2 separate regions of the Homo sapiens genome follow, and region 2 is linked to region 1. Evidence: read pairs that join two places in POLR2A ChIA-PET (ENCODE). Cell type or tissue: A673. All regions are shown on one strand.

Region 1 (2,500 bases):
GCTTGAACGCAGGAAGCGAAAGTTGCAATGAGCCCAGATCGGGCCACTGCACTCCAGCCTGGGCAGCAGAGTGAGACTCTGGAGGAAAAAAAAAAAATGGTGGCTGTGGCTGCTCTGCAGGGAATGTCTATAATGGGGGTAAAAGTGGAAGTGGGTGACGTGGGGAGTTAGCTGTTGCATTGGTCCAGAGAGAAAGGACGGTGGCTTGGACTGGGTGGAAGCATTGGGAGCGATACATAGTGGTTGGATTCATCTCCAAGGTGTTCCCTCTATGGGACTTTAAAACATCTTAACCTTCAAAATCATCAAGCATTGATTGAGGTCCACAAGATATCCACCCCTGGGGTGACACATTCTAATGTATTTTTGCTTTACAGATGAATGAAATCGAAGTATGTCCAGAATGTTATCTAGCTGCTTGCCAAAAACGAGATAACTGGTTTTGTGAGCCTTGTGTAAGTTGGATTTACTTTGCTTATTTCATTTACTGAACCCTGTGCCTTGGATGACTACCCTGAGACAGCTTTTTCCAGGTGGCTTATTAGATGAAACTTTGGATGGAGTTTTAAGATAATTTTTTGCTGATAAAATTATGGCAGAAGGAAAGTAATCCAGGTAGGATAAACCTCTTAGGCTGAAAGTTCATGTGCCAGAGATAGCATCATGGCTTCCTGGGTTGATTAGCCTGGGCAGACTGCAAGGTGCAGCATAAAAGAGAGCTCATCAGAGATGTGGGATGCAGCAAAGCTTTTCAGATAATAAGATGAGCTTAAATCAGTGTGGATTTACAAATCATGTTGGTTCTATTTTAAGAGGTTTGAAAATACTTCCCTGGATTAACTCCATAGTCCCTCCAAAACATGATTCTTGGGGGAAATAAAGTCACCCTAGTTTCCCTGTGGATCTGCCTTCTCCAAGCTGGGGTTCTGCAGAGAGAAGTACATTGTTGGGCTGCACTGGTGTGTGTGTTGGGGGTGGGGTTGGTGGGTTGGAGTGGGTTTGGAGGCAAGATTAGGCAAGGAAAGTTGAGAAAATATACTTTGCATCTCTTCGTGCTTTTGGAGATTAACACCGGAATAGCTAAGCCTTCAATAAAGAATAAAGGTAGCAAAATACTGCCCCTTATTAGATGCTAGGTATGATGCACATTTAATCCAAAAACAGAAGGTATTGGTGTCATTGTCTCTGTGTATGTTGCACAGAAAGGTGAAATGTCTTGCTCGTGCCTGCCCAGATAATAATGGTACAGCTAGAATCCAACCCTGGTTTTCTCATCTTTCTTTTTTTTGTTTTTTTTTTTTTGAGATGGAGTTTCGATCTGTCGCCCTGGCTGGAGTGCAGTGGCGTGATTTGACTCACTGCAACCTCCACCTCCTGCGTTCAAGTGATTCTCCTGCCTCAGCCTCTTGAGTAACTGGGACTACAGGCGTGTGCCACCACGCCTGGTTAATGTTTCTGTTTTTAGTAGAGATGGGATTTCACCATGTTGGCCAGGCTGGTCTCGAACTCCTGACCTCAGGTGATCCACCCGCATTGGCTTTCCAAAGTGCTGGGATTACAGGCGTGAGCCACCATGCCTGGACTTCATTCAGCTTTTGATTTCACCATTTAACTCCATTTGCAGTTTTGTCCAGGTGTCTTGGCCACATACCTTTTAGGGAATACCACACAGGCCGACCCTGCTTGAAACTCTTTTTCCACTCATGGCCTGTGTCCCACAGTCCTGCTTCATCCTCACATACCAAACTTTAGTGAGTATCTTGCTGTCAAATATGTACAAACTCTGGATCTTGTTTTTCTTTTCCTAGAGCAATCCACATCCTTTGGTCTGGGCCAAACTGAAGGGGTTTCCATTCTGGCCTGCAAAAGCTCTAAGGGATAAAGACGGGCAGGTCGATGCCCGATTCTTTGGACAACATGACAGGTGGGAGTTAATAACAGGCTTGGAACATGTAGCTTTCACTGAACTTTGATACTGTTATGAGATAAGAAAAGAAGTGGAGGCTGCAGCTATTATTCTCATTATTGTCATGATACCAACCATTGATCTTGTTGTTGAAATAAATTTCCTGTGGTATGTTAAGCTTGGTAATGGCGTGGGCTACAGTTTTCTCAGGTGTGTTAGAAAATCATCTTACTTTACTGGGTCTGTTGATGAAACCAACATTGGAATGGGTTCTGTGGCTGTTTGAAGTGCTGCTGTTCTTTTTTGTTTTGGTTTGATTTTTTGGGAGGGGGTTTCTGAAGTAAATTAAACCTCCATGGAAACTGCTTTCCAAATCATTCTTTCAAAGAATAGAAGTAGTTTCCTAGATTGCCAGTAAATGAATCTCTTATCATCATGCTGAGTAGTTCTCTCCTGTTCCCTTTTCTCTGAAGCTACAGTGGGAAGTTATAAGGGGTTGCTGTTTTGACAGGTGTGAGCCCTCCCTCCCAGCCTTCCTGCCCTCCCCTTTCCCTCCGTACACGGCAGAGTGAATTATTCCAGCTAATAGCAGTT
Region 2 (2,500 bases), 1.0 Mb before region 1:
AGTCCCGCAGGTTCATTCCTCTTGTCATTTCATTTAAAATATAGACCTCGAAAAGTGTACCCTTGGCTATTTTCAAGTTTTAATCTCCATTGACAGAACCATTAAAGTGTCTGTCCCCAATGTCAGAGCTTTTAAATGCTCCTTTCCCTTTCATGATATGCAAGTTTGGGCGCCGGAATCCCTGTTTGCTGGACCCAGGTGCTGCCTTGTCAGTAATAAGTTTGTATTTTTGTTAGGAGGGCCAGAGAATAAGTCTTTAATTGAGGGTAAGTTTAAGGGAAGTGGTAAGCTTTTTTTTTTTTTTTAGATGGAGTCTTACTCTGTCACCCAGGCTGGAGTGCCGTGGCGTGATCTCGGCTCACTGCAACCTCCGCCTTCCGGGTTCAAGCAATTCTCCTGCCTCAGCCTCCCGAGTAGCTGGGATTACAGGCGGGCACCAACACGCCTGGCTAATTTTTGTATTTTTAGTAGAGACAGGTTTCACCATGTTGGCCAGGCTAGTCTAGAACGCCTGGCCTCAGGTGATCTGCCCGCCTCGACCTCCCAAAGTGCTGGGATTACAGGCGCGAGCCACTGTGCCTTTCCGGGAAGTGGTAAGCTTTTAATGTGTCTACAGAAAGTATATTGGGATGCAGGATGGTGGACTTACTAATGAGGATAAGCAAGGCAATGTTGCAACAAACAACAGTACCCAAATCCCCTTGGCTTAAAACAACAAAACACACTCTATATATCTCACATGAGTTGTTAGGGAGGCCCAGTTTATTTTAACTTCTCAGAGATCTAAAGGAACAGAAGCTCCACCATCTTTCAGTATCTGCATCTCAATACATGCTCCCATGATCACCATGGCATGGCAAGAGACCATAGAGAATCATATACCAGCTTTTAAATAATTATACTGAAACAACACATGTCACTTCCTCAGATTTCCTTGGCCAAGCAAGATCTTATGTCCATACATAACTTCAAGGATGGGGAATTGTAAACCTTTTGTGGGATGGGAAGAGGAGGGGAATCTAGAATGTTGGTGACTGCTGAGTATGTCTCCCATAGTTGAGTTTTAGTTACAGAAAGGAAAGAATTGACATGAAAAGCAACTTCACTAATATGATGGTTCTCTCTTTGGCACGGTGGATCTCGGCAACTTGTTGGGCTTCTAAGTGGATGGATTAAAGAGAAGCATCATTTGAGGCTGGCTTTTTTTTTTTTTTTTTGCCACCAGTCTCTTTATAATCTTATTTTTGTCTGCGTGAAGGTATTAGCATACATTTTCTGGGCTTCCAGCCAGATGAGTCATTTTCTTTGCCTATTTTCCTGTCTCCATGGTGCCCTGCTGTTTGTCAGAACCAAACAATGGTCCCAGCCAAAAACTGTGCTGGGGGTCCTAAATCCACCTAGCTTAGTGCCCAGATACCCCTCCTGCTCTCTGGATGGAGCTCACCCTCAATCAGCTCCCCGGCAGGACCAGGCGCCATGCATAGACAATGCCACTTGGCATCTGATAAGTAACATTTGGTAGCAAGCCCGAATCAACTTTTCATCATCCTAGACAAGAGATGCATTTGGGACTCTTCAGTCTCCCCTGAAGCCCTCAGGCAGGCTTCTGTCATGGCTGTTTGGGATTATGATAACAGTGCTGGGAGGTCCCCACCTGCACCTCAGGCCAGACTGGAGAGGGCGAGAAAGCAAAATTAAAATGTCAGATTCCTACTGGGGATTAGGAGGCACTCAACTCTAGCCAAGTTTTTTTCTCCCTGAAGAAGGGGAAAAAAAGAAAATAGAAAACCCAACCCCAATTCTCCCATCCTCCTCCACAGTCCATAAAATTATAAGTTAAGGGATAAAAAGAAGAGACATAATTCAGCAAACCAGTGAGGAACACTTTGCCTGAACTGATACATTTTTCTATCAGTTTGAGGCCAGCAAAGCAAAAGAATTTCTGTTCACACCTCTGGTGTGAACAAGGGCTGTTTCCAGGAGAGAGATACCTCTAAAATAGGGAAATAGAAGAAATTGCAGTCTGTCAATTATTCACAGTTTAGTCTAACAACTATCTAAAATGTAGCCAGAGACAGTGTGGGGAGCAGATTTTAAAAAGGGCTCCCAATGGTCCCCACTTCCTGGTATCTGTGCCCTTGTGTGATCCCTTCTCGTTGAATGTGGGCTAGACCTAGGGACTTGCTTCAAACAAATAGAATATGGGAAAAATGATGGGGTGCTACTTTCGAAATTAGGGTAGAAAAAAGACTGATGTAATGTCTTATTCTCCCCATCACCGGCTTGCTCTGGGGGAGCCAGATGCCAAGTGCTGAGCTCCCCATGGGGTGAGAATCAAGGGAGGCCTCCAGCCAACAGCCACAAAGAACCAAAGGCCTCAGGTCCGCTGTCTTGAGGAACTAAATCCTGCCAAAGACCACTTGAATAAGTTCAAAAGCAGGTCCTCCAGCCCCAGGTGAGTCTTAGGATGAAACCACAGCCCCAGCTGATACTGTTTGCA

What was found. Peaks named below come from ENCODE experiments on the same cell type or tissue, not always from the same donor. Only the 100,000 strongest peaks of a DNase experiment are listed, where the experiment ranks them.
Region 2: POLR2A ChIA-PET joins it to region 1 with 7 read pairs; 2 of 35 experiments call an interaction of 5 or more read pairs at or near these places.

What each region holds. Positions count from the first base shown.
Region 1 is chr20:47,281,526-47,284,025 of GRCh38, reverse strand. It overlaps ZMYND8 (zinc finger MYND-type containing 8), which reads left to right. Exons shown (of 23, transcript NM_001281775.3): 9 at 378-455; 10 at 1,809-1,924. Among named protein-coding and RNA genes, the nearest start is that of ZMYND8, 74 kb to the left of the region's middle. RefSeq lists a silencer at 2,267-2,500. In A673, no CTCF peak of the experiment used is centred here; no DNase peak of the experiment used is centred here.
Region 2 is chr20:48,298,075-48,300,574 of GRCh38, reverse strand. No RefSeq gene overlaps it. Among named protein-coding and RNA genes, the nearest start is that of LINC00494, 61 kb to the left of the region's middle. In A673, no CTCF peak of the experiment used is centred here; a DNase peak (open chromatin) is centred at 1,304.